Linked DNA regions of Homo sapiens: all the other regions are linked to region 2. The links are chromatin loops, found by intact Hi-C in ENCODE. Cell type or tissue: heart right ventricle. All regions are shown on one strand. Each heading gives the region's core, and the rest is flanking DNA. Links, peaks and the distances in the headings are about the cores only. Region 1 has its middle 290 kb from the start of LINC01108. Region 2 holds the start of LOC101928331 (a long non-coding RNA gene). Region 3 has its middle 76 kb from the start of LINC01108.

The links. Peaks named below come from ENCODE experiments on the same cell type or tissue, not always from the same donor. Only the 100,000 strongest peaks of a DNase experiment are listed, where the experiment ranks them.
Region 1: a loop joins it to region 2, with 2.2 times the contacts of the local background. A loop is called at or near these places in 4 of 110 quality-filtered maps.
Region 3: a loop joins it to region 2, with 2.8 times the contacts of the local background. A loop is called at or near these places in 6 of 110 quality-filtered maps.

What each region holds. Positions count from the first base shown.
Region 1 is chr6:14,572,545-14,577,899 of GRCh38, forward strand. No RefSeq gene overlaps it. Among named protein-coding and RNA genes, the nearest start is that of LINC01108, 290 kb to the left of the region's middle. In heart right ventricle, for the core only: no CTCF peak of the experiment used is centred there; no DNase peak of the experiment used is centred there.
Region 2 is chr6:14,428,834-14,434,188 of GRCh38, forward strand. LOC105374942 (a long non-coding RNA gene) reads right to left here. Exons shown (of 6, transcript XR_926510.3): 3 at 3,349-3,433; 4 at 3,029-3,109. It overlaps LOC101928331 (a long non-coding RNA gene), which reads left to right and starts at 2,947. Exons shown (of 3, transcript XR_001743994.3): 1 at 2,947-3,241. In heart right ventricle, for the core only: no CTCF peak of the experiment used is centred there; a DNase peak (open chromatin) is centred at 2,772; H3K4me3 peaks cover 2,368 bases; H3K27ac peaks cover 601 bases.
Region 3 is chr6:14,358,391-14,363,745 of GRCh38, forward strand. No RefSeq gene overlaps it. Among named protein-coding and RNA genes, the nearest start is that of LINC01108, 76 kb to the left of the region's middle. In heart right ventricle, for the core only: no CTCF peak of the experiment used is centred there; DNase peaks (open chromatin) are centred at 2,371 and 3,991; H3K27ac peaks cover 3,272 bases.

The sequences.
Region 1 (5,355 bases), core at 144-5,143, 140 kb after region 2:
TCTCCTATGTTATGACTCTGGGAATATAAAGTATACTTGTAGAACACATTAGGCATATTTCTGTCCATGGAGGCGACCCAGAGGTGTTTCTAGAACAATGAGGGTGGGTGGCAGGTAGGAAATCAGGGCAGAAGAGATGGTGAACATGGATGAAATCGATTTGCTGTATGTGGCTCTATCTAAATCAGGACAGTGGCCCTTTCTTTCCCTGGGGCCTCTGGATGTCATGGGCAGAAATCCTTGGCTAGTCTGACTGAGATCCAGCTACCTGTTCTTGTTAAATGAGAATGTTCTCCAGGTATCTTGGTAATGAGATGGGGGCGGGGTGGGGAGGTTGGGGGGTGGTGGGGGGCAGTTTCCTTCAGAGTGGAGTTAACTCTTGATTGCTCACCGGCTGTTTGTCCCAGGAGGGGAACCTCCAGGCTGCCTCCTGCTCATTGGAGAAACCTCAGGACACAATACAGCAGGTGAGGGGAGGACCCTACCCAGCCAGCCACTAAAACACCCATCTGTAGCTCTAGGTTAGAAAAAAAACTGTGAAGCCTAGATGAGGAATGATAGTGAAGACCCTAGCCAAATAAGGCCTGGGAATTATTGGTAGATTTAATTTATCCAGATTATCCCCTCAAGTCCCACTACTACCACAAGAAATGGACATACCTGCATATTTATTAAATGCTGCTGAACTCAATGCTCCTTGCTAAACATCAATCACTCTTTCACCTGCTCAAATGTTTTTATCAAATGAGTGGAGCATCGCATTTTATCGAATGGCCAGGCTATGATGGCCAACTCTGAGCCCTAGGCAGGGAAGAGTTATACTGAGGAATATTCAAATTGAGATGGTATTTTAAACCTAGGGTACTTTCTAAAGTGTAAAAATAAATAGTCACTTGTGCATGCTAATTATAGCTACCATTTACGTAGAAAGGAAAAACCAGCAACTGAGAGCAATAATTACAGATGATAGTGATCATGATGATGACAAACACTCATCTGACACTTACTATGTGCCTGGCATGGTTCTAAGCACTTTATTTATAATAATTGAGCCTCACACCAGCCTTGTGAAGTAGGTACTTTACCTCCATTTCATAGGTGAGGACATTGAGGCTGACAGTTGGTGGGTGACTTGTCTGGGGTCACACAGCTAATAAGTGGTAGACCAGATGGCCCCTCTCCAAGACTGTTCTCTATACTGCTGCAGCATACTGCCTGGCCTGAGTTTCCTGGATGTGCCTCTTAGCCCCTGGAAGGAAATTAGCAGACTCAGCTCAACTACACATTAAGGGAGAAATGGAGCCTCTCAGAGGCAGGTTCATTTGTTCATGCTTTCACTCATTTCAACTCTTATTTCTTGAGTGTACTCATGCAGGCATTAGGAGGTGGACCTTTAGTGGCCCCAAGGGGTTGATTTCTTAGACCTTTGTTCTTGTTTGCAGTCTCACATTGTCTCTTTTTTTATACCTCCACAGAGGAAAAGAGGACCATCTGTCAGAAAAGAGGACATTGGAGGGAGGAGCAATGCATTTCCTCATCCTTTCAGCATCTGCCCCAGGCTGCAAGTCTGCCCTGTGATATAACCCCAGGGGTGTGCTGAGCCCTGCTTGCAGAGGCTTTCGGGCTAGTTGTGTGCCTCTCTTCCCAAATCCATGACATCACACACTGGTACCTTGAAATTAGCCATGGAAGGACCACGTACACCATGAACTCAACAAATGCTACAAATCAAGGTGTGCATGTGTGCATGAGTGTGTGTATGTGTGTGTGTGGTTTGTCAGAGAGCCAGCTTATCAGCCCGTTACTGCACACACCACAGGATGTCTCCCCAAGAGACAGAATGACAAACCTCATGCCATTCTTCTTTCTCCAGAAACTGCATTTAGGATAATGAAGAGTACACACTTGTCTTCCCTCATGATTCCCTCTAGAGCCATTATCATCTGTCAAGCAGAACTTTCATTATGAACTTTTCACTCCAAAAAGGCACTAAACCACCAAAGTCAACAGACTCACGACTTCCCTCGTCACAAGCACAGACCCAGCATTTCAGATCTGCTGATTCCCTTTCCAAAATTCCCAGCTCACACTTTTGGCTTTTTCATTTACCTCAGCCCTGTTGAATCCCCTACTCCTGGCATAAATTATAGTTAGACCTGCATTTGAATCCCAGCTCTATCACTGTGGATTGTCCTTAAGCCTCAGTTGCATCATCCCTAAAATGGGGATTCCAGTAGGACCTAGCCTCAAAAGATTGGTTTGAGGATTAAGCTTCTGAAAGTATATAAAGCACATAGCAGAAACCTGGCATGAAAGAGAGGTTGTCACTATAACACACTCTACAAGCAACCAAACCCTACACACTTATAACATTTCCCTGCTGCCTGCTGCCTGCTCCTGTCCAGACATGATATAAACAGGGTGAATGCACCATCCTCTTCCCTAATTTCTGGGTATTGCTTATATTGGTCTCTTATTCTGGAAGGCCTTTTCCTACCTATTGAAGTCCTATCCATCCTTCAAAACCCTACTTGAATTCCACCTTGTATATAAATTCTTTGCTGATCCTCCCAATTGCAATTAAACCCTGGATTCTTTGCTCTTCTGGAGGCCACTGAGTTCCCCAAATGGCAACATTACCTTTCCCCTCCCTATCATCCTCACTTTGCCTGAAAAGTTGATAGAACTCCATTTCTTTGGGCTAAGGTATATAAAAGTGTTGAAATGGTAAAAGTGACCTGGGAAGGATACACATTTTTCTACGTGGATGCATTTTTGGGTATCCCTAACACTGACATTTCCCAGCATCATGAGACCACAGAGCTGGAAGGGTTCCTAGAGATCATGTACTCACCCGCACATTTCACAGATGAAGAAAGGAGACCCAGGGAGCAATTCAGCCAATGTCACTCAGCCAGGCTCAGAACTGGGCTGCAGTGACCACCAGCCTAGTGTTCTGTGCACCCCGCCAGGCTCCTAGGGGAACAGGACAAAGCCTGACAGAAGTAGGTTGAGGGACAATGGTCACAGCATGGAGGGCTTCGCAAGAAGGCTGGCAGGGCAGCCACGAGAACAGGAGAGTCAAGGGCAACATGAAGACATGGGTCTGAAGAATGGCAAGGAATTGGGCAAATGGCTTGAAGTCCTGGAGGGAAATTATCTGCTAGCTTCATCTCTTTGTCCAGACTGGCAATATCCCCATCTATAGCCCTGGCCCAGCCACGAATGGCCACATGCAGGAAGGCATTCAGCAGGGAGTCCATCACCACTCTATGATTTAGAATGCAGGCCTTTTACCTTTCCTCATGGCTATACGGGTTCCTGTCCTCGGAAGACATCCTAAAGTCTAAACTAGCCACTACCAAGTGTAAATTAGTTCAACCACTGTGGAAGACAGTGTGACGATTCCTCAAAGACCTAGAGGCAGAAATGCCATTTGGCCCACCAATCCCATTACTGGGTATATATCTAAGGGAATATTAAATCATTCTGTTATAAAGATATATGCACGTGTATGTTCACTGCAGCATTATTCACAATACCAAAGACATGGAATCAACTGAAATGCCCATCAATGATAGACTGGATAAAGAAACTGTGGTACATGTAAACCATGGAATACTATGCAGCCATAAAAAAGAACAAGACCATGTTCTTTGCAGAGACATGGATGGAGTTGGAAGCTGTTATCCTCAGCAAATTAATGCAGGAACAGAAAATCAAACAACACATGTTCTCACTTATAAATGGGAACTGAATGATGAAAACACATGGACACTTGGAGGGGAACAACACACACTGGGGCCTGTGGGTAGGGGGTTGGGTAAGGAGAGGAAGAGCATCAGGAAGAATAGCTAATGGATGCTGGGCTTAATACCTAGGTGATGGGATGATCTGTGCAGCAAACCACCGTGATACATGGTTACCCGTGTAACAAAACTGCACATCTTGCACATGTATCCCAAAAGTTAAAATAAAAGTTGAAGGGAAAATAATAATAATAATAATAAATAAATAAATAATAGCCACATCAACTCCTCACCTCTCATCACTCTATTCCTTTTTTTTGCCGTACCTACTTCAGCTTCAATGTGCTTCTCACTACTTGAAATTAAGCTATTTGTTCATTCATTCAGTTTCTTTGTTTACTGTCTGTTCCCCCATGAGAAGAGAAGCTTGAGAGTTAGGAACTTTGTCTTTTCCTACTATGTACTGGGTGCTCAATAAATATTGGTTAAATGGATGAAAAAAAATGTCATAACCATCACAGGTTGTATTAATAGATATCTGTTCTTTCCTTCCTACTTTTTTGGTAGATTCATTCTGCTGTCTTTCTCTTACTTCTTAAGTCTGATACTTAGCTCAATCATTTTGGTCCTTCCTGCTCTTCTAGTGTAGGCATTAACTTTCTAAGGACTGGCTTAACTGTGTTCCCAAGTTTTGATTTACAATATGTTAAATATCATTCGGTTCCAAGTATTTTTAAATTTTCATTAATATTTTTTGACCCTTAAGTTGTTTGGAAGCATGTGTGGCTATGTGTGTGTATATATGTTTAATTTCCAAATAAGTGAGGGTTTTCTACATTTTATTTAATCTACTATTTCTAACTTCATTTGTGGTCTGAGACTGCAATCTTTTGAAATCTAGCATTATGTCCTAGCACTGGGGCAATCTGCATTAATATTCCATGTGTTTTGAAAGTCAGATATTTTTTCTAGAGCTGGGTGTCATGTTCTATATAGGTCCAGTTGATCAAGCTTGCTAATTAAACTGTTCAAATCATCTATATCCCTTCTTCCCTTCTGAATTATTATAATTTTTTAAATTATATTTTTAGCCTCTGGTTGTTTGCAAGTTAAAAGCTTTGGTGTATTCGTTAGTGCTACTCTTCCTTTTAATAGGACTATATTTATATGTGTAACTCTGATCAAATCTCTCCCATATTACCTGCTAATGTTTTGTAATAGTTTAATTTCTTCAGCCTCTTTTCCTACACCAACTAGACTTCATTTTTATTGCTTAAGCAGTTTTAATTTGGATTTACCTGCATCTTGCCTCACTATTTCTTCCTGTATATCATACTTTTCACTTGGAATAATTTTCCTTCAGCCTAAAGTCATCTTCCAGAATTTTCTTTGGCAATGGTCTTTCTGTGATAAGCTTTTCCAGTTGTGCTTTGTCTGTAAAAGTCTTCATTTTATTCACATTCTTAAACTGGAGTTTTGCAAGATAAATTATTGTAAGTGGACAAATTTTCTCTGAGCACACTGAAGATATTATTCCCCAGTGCAGCAGTTTCCTCTGTTCCTGATGAGAAGCACCCATCAGCCTCACCACCATTCCTTAGTGGAT
Region 2 (5,355 bases), core at 140-5,139:
AGGATTCAAGGGCGAACAGTTTAATTGGGAGTGAATTAATTAGCTTGGGCTGCCGTAACAAAGTATCACAGGCTAGGTGGCTTAAACAACAGAAATTTATTTTCTCACATTTCTGGAGGCTGAAATCTGAGATCAAGGTGTCAGCAGGTTTGGTTTCTTCTGAGGCTCCTGCCCTTGGCTTGCAGATGTCTGTGTTCTCCCTGTGTCTGCCCATGGGATTCCCTCTGTGTGTGTTGTGTCCTAATCTCTTCTTATAAGGACACCAGTCATAGTGGATTAGAGTGTACCTTCATGATCTCATTTTAATTTCATCACCTCTTTAAAGCTGTATCTCCAAATAAAGCCACATTCTTAGGTACTTTGGCTTCAGACTCGAACAAATAAATTTAGGGGCTTCGTACGTTGAATCTGAGGGGCTCACAGTTCAGTCCCTCACAGGGAAATAGACAAGTAGGAACAGGTAGGAAGTGAGATACGGAGGGAAGACAGATAAATAATAAAGGGTATGTTATGAAGGCAGTCATCACAGCAGGAGACTGGAGCTTGATTGCATTAATTACCAAGAAGAACTCTAGAAAACTAAGTAAAATATGCTTCAGAATTATCTCAGCCGAAGGGCAAGAAGAGTATTTACACCCTGACAGCCTTTGGTCTTTAGTTAAAGGTTTCCTCTGGCGCTGTTAGTTCCCAGGCACCTCCAGCCCACTATGCCCATAGGCTAAGTAAGTTCAGGCAGCCTGGGGACGGCCCTCGGACAAAAATGCAGGTCCCGGCCCTTGGAGGTCTGGGAGTGCACAGGCCTGACGAGGGATCCCAGGACATACCAATGGAGCCCCGTTCGTGTCAGTTAAGAAGCTCTCTCCGGACATTACCAAAGGAGTGGCGAAACAAATCCAAAGAGAAAGCAATCATTGTAACTAATTCAAATGTATAAGCAGACAAGATTCTCAAAACCACAGGCTGATTCCTTAAAATACTAATAAAAGTGAAAAATTGCTGTCAAGATTGATCAGTTAAACTAGAGACAAATGACCTAGTGACAAACAATGTCAGGAATTTTAAAACGGGGCATCATTAAGGATCACGCAGACATGAGATCATTAAGAGAAGTAACAGAAAAAAAAGGGTGAATACCAATTTCACTCCTAGTTATATACTCAAAAGTATTGAAAACAGGCACTCAAACCAATACATGTACATATGTGTTCATGGCAGCACTACTTACAATTTACAAACATCAAAAGGTGAAACAGCCCAAATGTTCATCCATAGATAAATAGACAACAAACTGTGGTATATTCATACAACAGAATATTGTTCAGATATAACAAGAAATGAATTACCAAAACGTGATACAAGGTGAAAAAACCTCAAAAATATTACATTAAGTGAATGGAACCAGACACATATTATATAAATCCATTTATATAAAATAACCAGAACAGGTAAATGCATGGAGACAGGAAGTCGATTGTTGTTTGTGAAGGCTGAGGAGAGGGAAATGGAGAGTGGTTAAAGGGGATGCGTTTCCTTCTGGGGGGGATGGAAATATTTAGGAACTAGATAGAGATGTGATTGCACAACACTGGGAAAGTATAAAATGCCATTTAATTGTTCACTTTAAAATGATTTGATTTATGTTATGTGAATTTCACCTCAATAAAAAAGAGAGAGAAAGGGTGAGGAAAAGAGGAGAAACACCTGGCAGTTATACACTGCCAGCCATGTGCTAGGTCTACACTGCCATTAAAAATGCACTAGTTTTAATATTTTGATGAGCTCAGGCTGGGCAAGGTGGCTCATGCCTGTAATCCCAGCACTTTGGGAGGCTGAGGTCGGCAGATTACCTGATGTCAGGAGTGTGAGACCAGCCTGACCAACATGGCAAAACCCGGTCTCTAGTAAAAATACAAAAATTAGGCCGGGCACAGTGGCTCATGCCTGTAATCTTAGCACTTTGGGAGGCCGAGGCGGGTGGATTGTCTGAGCTCAGGAGTTCGAGACCAGCCTGGGCAACACGGTGAAACCCATCTCTATTAAAATACAAAAAAATTTAGCCTGGCTTGGCAGCATTTGCCTGTAGTCCCAGCTACTAGGGAGACTGAGGCAGGATGCTTGAACCCGGGAGGCGGAGGTTGCAGTGAGCCGAGATTGCCCCATTGCACTCCAGCCTGGGCAACAGAGCGAGACTCTGTCTCCAAAAAGAAAAATAAAAAAAATTAGCTGGGCTTGGTGGCGAGCGCCTGTAATCCCAGCTACTTGGGAGGCTGAGGCAGGAGAATTGCTTGAACCTGGGAGACGATGGAAGTTGCAGCGAGCTGAGATTGTGCCACTGCACTCCAGCCTGGGCCACAGAGTGAGACTCTCTCTCTTTCTCTCTCTCTCTCTCCCCCCAACCCCCCCCCTCTATATATATATGTATGTGTATGTATATTTTGATGAGCTCATTAAATACATTCACAATTGTCCCATAAGATAGGGATTAATAACACTTTTATAGAAAAGAAAGGAGTTCATGGAAAAGAATCTGATTGTTTCTCTGTTTTGCTGTCACTTTGTGTTTTGCGGAGTTAATCCAAAGAGTTGCTTCAACAAGCAGAACTCAAGGAAACACGGGTGAGGTTACTTTCAGGCTTGGAGACTTCTGAGCTAAAGGAAGTGGGCCAGGGAAGGGCTAGGTGCTCTGACATTCCAAATATAGTCTGCTTGGCCACTGAGGAACAGAGATTTGTTGCTAGCAACAAGTACTTAGAACGTGTGTGATTTGGCATGTCTCGAACTGTGAAGTAGATGCAATGCAGGCAGAAAATCGATGATGCTATGGGGAGGGGCTGTGTAGGGTGTTAATCGCCATCTGCAGTGCCTGGAGGTGGGGTGGGGAGAAGTGAAGAATCTCTTCCTTTTTAATAGATTTTCAAGATGGGAAAATCATATTGCAACCCACAGGCATTTGGAAACAATTTGTGCCGAAGACAGAAAGTACACCTAACGTTAAGCTGAAAAAACTGGACGCTCCCAGCAAACTCACTTTGCAGACTCCTGGTTGTCAGAAGAAAACGCCAGAGGATTTCACTTGGCATTGACCTCTTACTACTTCCAGCCACTTACCCTGGGCAGTAGAAAGAAGGAACAGAAAGCAGAGTAGATTAAGAGGAGCAAGTACAAATGGCGTGGGACTTCAAATCACCACCTAAGATTACTTCTTTGATTTCTGAAAAAGTAGGTCAAAGGAAGATGTCAGGTGAGATGGGAATGGGGGAATGGGGGTGGGGGAGGAAGAGTTAAGCCTGATTCACAACCCTATAGGCATGCGGTGAAGCAAATTCTTTGGCACTGTTTATAATTTACCTTAGAAGGTACACTTGTGAAATCTTTAAGAATCATGAATGTTGTCCCCGGAAGAAGTAGGTACATCTTGAATCTTTAATTCTGCCTGGGACAAAATGACCATATGAATGTTAAGTTGAAAGTGCAAATTAGCATAGAATCATCGGGCCAAAAGTTGAAAAGACTTTTGATTAAATCCTAGAAGAAAGATGAACGTAAAATTACAGATCGAAAACCTTAGATTCATATTTTATTTCTTAAAACTCTAAAACTCTGAGCTTTTATCCTTATCCACTAACAAATTGATCAGCACTTTCTGTTGAGTTAAACTCTGAATTGAGGGTCTTTTTGCCTCTTGCCTACTTTCATTCAGGCTGGGTTATTTCTTTTCCTTTTTTGTAACTGTGGTTTTTTTATTGTGGCAAAATACACATAAAATTAGTATTTTAAACATTTTTAAGTGTACAATTCCATGCATTTAGTACATTTGCAATATTGTATGACTATCCCCACTTCCTTGAATAGTTCTAGAGAAACAGAATGTTAAGGATGAAGGCCAGGTGCTGTGGCTTGTGCCTGTAATCCCATCACTTTGGGAGGCCAAGGTAGGAGGATCGCCCGAGCCCAGGAGTTTGAGAGCAGCCTGGGCAACATAGTGAGACCTCTTCTCTACAAATAATAAAAAAAAAACTAGCCAGGCATAGGGTAGTGTGTCTGTGGTCCCAGCTACTCAGGAAGCTGAGGTGAGAAAATTGCCTGAACCCGGGCAGTTGAAGCTGCAGTGAGCTGCGATAGCACCACTGCACTACAGCCTGGGCAATAGAATGAGACCCTGTCTCAAAAAAATTAAATGATTAAATTAAAAAGAAAAAAAAAAAGAATGTTAAGGACAGGTTTTCTGAAATGGTTCTGCGGTTTCTGGAATTGACTCTCTAATCTGATTAGATTTCAAGATGCTAATGACTTTATTTTTAGTAGTAATGAGAGCACTGGTAGTCCATGGCATGATCTGGCAATAGAGATACGTAAAACAGCACCTTTGGATACTCCTTAGCAACCCCTTGTAGGAAGCAAGGAGCTGCGGGGGCAATGGGCGGGGGGGCGGTGGGGAGCTATGTATATACTTACGAACACTTTTTGCAAACTAACAAGTATGAGATTGGCTGGTTGATCCAAATGTCACTGGGCAAAGTGGGGAAAGGAAAGGATGAGCTCCAGGATTTGAATCTTCAGCTTAAGCCCCATGTACAAGACCTGAAATCTTCTACAGGTGCCCTGCAAGATCATTATTGCCTTTAGCAGCAGGGCTATGATTGCTGAAAATCAAACACAGAATCTTATCCTGAGACTGGCTGAATGACTGCCCAGGTTAAACTCTCAGCCTCACAGGAAGTCAAACGTTGAAGTGAGGAAGATATGCACTTTGAGAGCTGGAATGGGGATATGTAGGAAGACCTGATGAAACTGGGGAAATCGAGCCCCTGGAATCTGATAAATATTTGCCAGTGGAAGAGGCCTCTCTAACCTCTGGGGAAGCCACCTTCCCACTCCCAGTGGTAGTGGCTTCTCCACCCCCTCACCTCTCAACTGGTGGGATTAAACTTGCATTGTCCTCGAAAACTGTAATGACCTCCTCTGTGGTAGATGCTATGCTAGACAGTGATTCTCCTCAAGATCCATTTATATCACCCCTCTGTGCTTCTAGACCTATAACTTGATTCAAGTCCTAGTAGGCTCCTAAAGGTAAGGTACAAAATGTAACTCACAAGGAAGCATACCACAGTTCAAAAGAACTACTGGAATTTTCTAATTTATACAGATAGAAATCTGGGAAACGTGTGGGAGTGGATATTGAGAGTATAGGATAATGGCAGGAGGAACATAAAGTTGGATTAGGTGGAATTCATTGATATGGGCTCACTAAGCAGAGATTCTGTATTTAACATTATAGCTCAGGCCGTTCGAAAGGGCTCTAATTGTTTGTGCTATACTTTAGTTTGTTTGTTCCCTCCAAATCTCATGCTGAAA
Region 3 (5,355 bases), core at 84-5,083, 70 kb before region 2:
TGAGATGGAGGCACAGTTCTGATCTTTGTTAGAAAAATCCCATAAGTAGTTTGGAGGACACTAAGCAATTTGTTCCTTCCCTTCAGTTCCCAGTAGAAAGGGCCTCACCTTCTTATGTAGGAGGTGTGTGGGTCAGATCGCTGGGCAAATAAACTGTGCGGGAGGACACAGGCCTGGGAGTGGGGATGCAAAGAGGGTCCTCTTTCTCCATCCTTCAACTCTCCTTCTCATTAAGCTGGGAATTGAGACTGGTTTAAAAGGATTAACATAATTAAAATAAGGTACTTTAAAAAGCAAGTTCCAGCATAGAAAGCATTGGTTTTCTCTCTCTCTCTCTCTCTGTTTCTCTCCCCACCTTCCTTTCTCTGTTTCTGTTTCTCACCCTCACACTCCTCCTCCCTTGTATTCCTTTCTTTCCCATTTATCTGTGATCCCAGTGTGCTGTTTCAGCCAAAGCCGGAACCCTTCCTGATGGATGCATACTTCAGGTTCTATCTGTTTACAAAAGGCTGATTTTCCCATCCTTGATATTTCTCCTAGAAATTAGGTCCTGGAGAGATGGTGGGGGAATTCTAAGCCATTGTTATGTTCTGTAGGAGACAAGATCACTCCAAAAGATGCCTCTTTGGCATAAGGATTATTTTGGCCTGAAAGTAATTGAGAAGAAGCAGACGAAAAGCTCTCCGCCTCCCCCATTTGCCTAAAAGCAGGACATCCATTTATATAGACAACAGTGTCCCTTCTCCCCTCTCTGCCAGGAAGAACAAAGGTTGATCACTAAAGACAACTTAGGATCCTTACCAATGAGAGGATAAAAATAAGGATCACTTATCTGGAGACCACCACTAGAGGAATCTACATGACAAACTTCACTAACTAGCCTTCAGCTACCGTATGTAGTAATGCTCCCCATAATGATGCTTGGTCAACACTTATATAATGGTGATCCCATAAGATTATAATAGAGCTGCCCTATAGAGGTGTACCATTTCTTGTCTTTCACATGGTGTTTTTACTATACCATTTCTAGGTTTAGATGCATAAATACTCCCCGTTGTGTTCCAATTGCCTACGGTATTCAGTACAGCAGCAAGCAGTACAGGTTTATAGCCTGGGAGCAATAGGCTCTACCATACAGCCTGGGTTTGTAGTAGGCTCTACCATCTAGGTTTGCGTTAAGTACCTTCTATGATGTTCACACAATCAGGGAATTGCCTAGTGACACATTTCTCAGAATGTATCTCTGTCGCTAAATGCTGCATGACTGTATTTTCCTTCTCACACTTTGCTGCCCCTGGAGACTCAAGGTTCTTTTCCTTTGTCTTGCCACTTCTCTAAAAATCTTCTGTTCTTTGCTGAAGAGGCTATATAAGCCTAAAATCAAAGCTCTCTGTGAAAATGATGCATTCCTTGGGTATCTCCCATGCGTAGTTGAAAGACATGTTGATAAACTTCTGTTTGTTTTTTCTCTTGTTAATTTGTCTTTTGTTACAGGGGTCCATTCCAACTAAAAACTAAGGGTAGAGAGAAAATTCTTTTTTCCTTCCCCACGCTTTCTTTCAGTAGGATAGTTTATCTCTCTGTCCAAGTACAGAACTCACTGTCCAGGGAAAATGGGGCCATAGAAGAATGTGGATTGTGTGTTGTATATGCATTCAACATTTACGTGTGTGAGAGGCATGTTAGACTCTAGCACCTTAATGATTAGGCCATACACATACGTATAGACTTGATTACATGGTAGGCACTCAGGGACCAGTAAATAAAATGTTAAGTGGTCCCAGGGCAATTAGGGACTTCTGACACAATACAGCATATGCACAAAATCTCCCCCACTGATTTAAAATTTTTTTGATACCACTATTTTAAGAGGTCTTTCTTCATATTAGTACAATGTTACAACAACTCACCTCATTCTTTGCTGTATAGTAAAATTTCCCTAATTGGGCCCAGCATTTTGGAATTTATATTAATTACAACACAGTGATTGTATTGGGTAAGAAGTTTGAAAGAAGAGTTGTAATTTAGAAATCTGTACTTTTATGAGCACTATACATAAGCCACAGGGTTTTTATAAATTGTAATCTCAGGTTCGTTTAGGCAATTTTTCTTATTAGCACCCCATTTATTTCTGAGTTTATAGCATCTGTAACATGTAACATAATTATCGGTGTTTCTTTTAACACATCCTAGAGTTTGAATGTTTTATAAAAATTAATTCAATTGGGACTCACAGTCTCCCATCTTTCAAAATAGTAAGATTTTACTGTATTGGTTTTGGACCCCATTCCTCGGCAGCTTTCTTTAGCCATGGACAAGTGAGTCAGTGGAAGCTAATTCGGGAGGGAGGCGTGGTTGTTCAAAGTGTCAGAGTTGACTCGATATGGTTGTAGACTGTTGGCTATTACCCATGGACAGCCCCTTCTTTCCAGGCCTGCTATGGCCAAGAGATGCTTCACCTTTTCTCCCTACCGCAGCTGTCTCTTGAGCCCGCTGTGCCATCTTGCTGGTTATCGTCTTTGTTCCTTCCCTGACCTGGTTATGATTTTCCTATAGCAAATAAAGAAAGCTGGGATTGTCACCTTTCTTTTCCTACAACTTGGAAGTCTGGGCACACTGTTATGAGTCTTTGTCTAAAGAGTCATGGGGAAGGTAAGTCTCTCCCCTCCCCTGGGCTCTCTCCTCTTCCTCCTTATCTCCTTTAAAAACCTTCCCTGAGTCCTCCCTGAGTCAGGATTAGTTATCCTCACCCTCTGTCAGTGCATTTAGGAGCAACATGCAAAGAACAGGAGTTTTAGCTCCTTCAAGACCTGAGTTTAAATCCCAGTCCTAATGCTTGTAGCCTTGTAACCATAAGCAAGCTTCTGAATATCTGTCTATTTCCTTAGAAAAAGAGATAGCAAAACTTCTTGCAGCGTAGTAGGAGGATTAGAGATAATACACATCAGCATATGTAGTACCAAAAAAGCAAATGTTCAAGAATGGTAGCTATTTTTATTATTCTAGCACTTCCCACACTGTACAGTGATCATGCTCACTTGTCTGTCTTCCCCTCAGGACTGTGAGCTCTTTTTGAGACTATTTTTGTATCCCTGAACTTTGGAACAAAAGCTGGCATGGAGTGGACGTTACATAAATGTGTTTTGGATGAATGAATTAATGGGAATTAATGGACATCTTTAAATAGCCTGGCTTGGTTTGTGCATTATTAAGTGGGCCTGTTTCTTGGGACCTATTGGAGATTAGAGGCCATTCTAAACAATGAGGCAATCAGAACAGGGAAAAGAACAAAGTGAAGAAATTGGATTCAATATTTTGGTTCTTAAAACGTTGCATGCCTACAGATAATGAGAAAACTCACCATATGTAAGACTGAAGGTAACTGACATGCTTGGAATGTCGTATTCTCAACATTAGAATGATACATCACAGGTTTTCTTTCCCCCAACTACTGGGCCTTTCTCATTTATAGGCAGGACAATCACTATTTTCCTTCCAGGTACCACTCATGAGAAATATTCAGACCTTATAGGAGCTTGCAAAATAAACAGTTGTTGGTATCTCCTTGGGAAGAAGAGAAAACCCAAAGCTTTGATAGATATTAAACTGGAGCCCTCCTGGGAGATTCTAAATGGCTCATAAATACAACTGGTGGAATATTGCCTGCATGTATTTTCCACTTACACTCACCTTTGAGGTTCTGTTCTGGCCCCTTGAGAATCGATACACACAATAACAGAATTGCTGATATATTAATCTTTCTGCTGATCTTAGCATTTCTTTCTACCAAAGTGGGAATAAGGCTGGGAGAGGAAGTGAAATCCAGAGCACTGTGAAAGTAATGGGGGAAAAATTTCATTTCCAGAATTCAGAAAATATATGAAGTCGTTCTCTTTCTCTAACCTCAAAAAGGCACCTTGATAGAGTGCCCTGGCTGGACGAGAGCCATGGAATTCAGTTTATCATGAGCACCCTGCACCCTCCTCAGTCCTGGTTTTGTGACCTTTTAAGAACAAAGCCAACACTCCAGGTCACGTCTAGGCTAGAAGTTCCATTAGAACAATGAGCCACCCACTCCAGAGCCCTCACTGCGCCAAAAGGTTTTCATTCCCATGCTATAGCTTATCACAGTAAAGGGGAGGGAAAAATAATGCTTCCTCTGCCCTGTCTGAGTTCTTAATTAGGACAGACACCTGTAAAGACAGACTAACAAGAGAAAAACAAACAGAAGTTTATGAACATGTATATCTCATGTATACAGGAAACATGCAGGGAAAATGAGTGGGTTTCAAGAGTAAATCTCAAAGCTATGGCTTTGACTTCAGGCTTAAATATCATCATTTGCTGAAACAAGAAAGAAGCAGGTAGGGAAAGCCAGTTATGGGAAGATGACCAGAAAAGTACTATAAACAAGAGCAAGGTTTGTTATGCACATTTAACTTGGTACCTTCTCCCTTGATCAGAGTCTCTATTGACTTAGTCACTCTTCTGTTCCTTGTGCAAAGGGAGACACCTTTACAAATGGAGATTTCTCTTACACGTGAATTTCTCTTTTTTCTTTTTTTTTTTTTTTTTTTTGAGACCGGGTCTCACTGTCACCCAGGCTGAGTGCAGTGGTGTGATCATAGCTCACTGAAACCTTGACCTCTGCCTCCTGGGCTCAAGTGATCCTCCCATCTCAGTCTCCTGAATAGATGAGACTATAGGCATGTGCCACATTACTGGCAAAACTTAAAAAAAAAAAAAAACTTTTGTAGGGATGGGGTTTTGCTATGCTGCCCAGGCTTGTCTTGAACTTCTGGAGGCAAGCAATCCTCCCGCCTTGGTCTCCCAAAGTGCTGGGATGACAGGCGTGAGCCACTACACTTGGCCAAATTTATCTTATAAAAGGGTCACTTCTGCTGTTTCCAGAGCCTCTCCTGTGGCTACCATTTCTCAAAATAATGAGCTCAAAATAATCCTAATGCCAAAAGGACATTTTTGGGGGTGGCATATTCTGGTGCTTATTGTCATATTTTGGGTTGACACGTCCTGAACCCCATCATTAGCAAAGGGGTCGTTTTTAGGTATTCAGGACTGAATGCACTCCATAAGGTGAAACTGGTGGTGAACATCTAAGATTTACACCAGCTGCAGAAGGAGCCCCCGGGTTGGGGAGGTGGGAAGGGGATTTCCCTTGAAGATGAGCCTGAAAGACTAATACCATTACCTAAATTCTCCAAGTGAAGGTTATCAGAAGGAGGGAAAAAAATCAATTCCTTTATTTTTGTGTGGGTTTTTTCTCCTGCCCCCCTACTTAGAAAACAAATAAGATTATGATCCAAAAAACACACAGATGAATGGTGCGCAACTCTC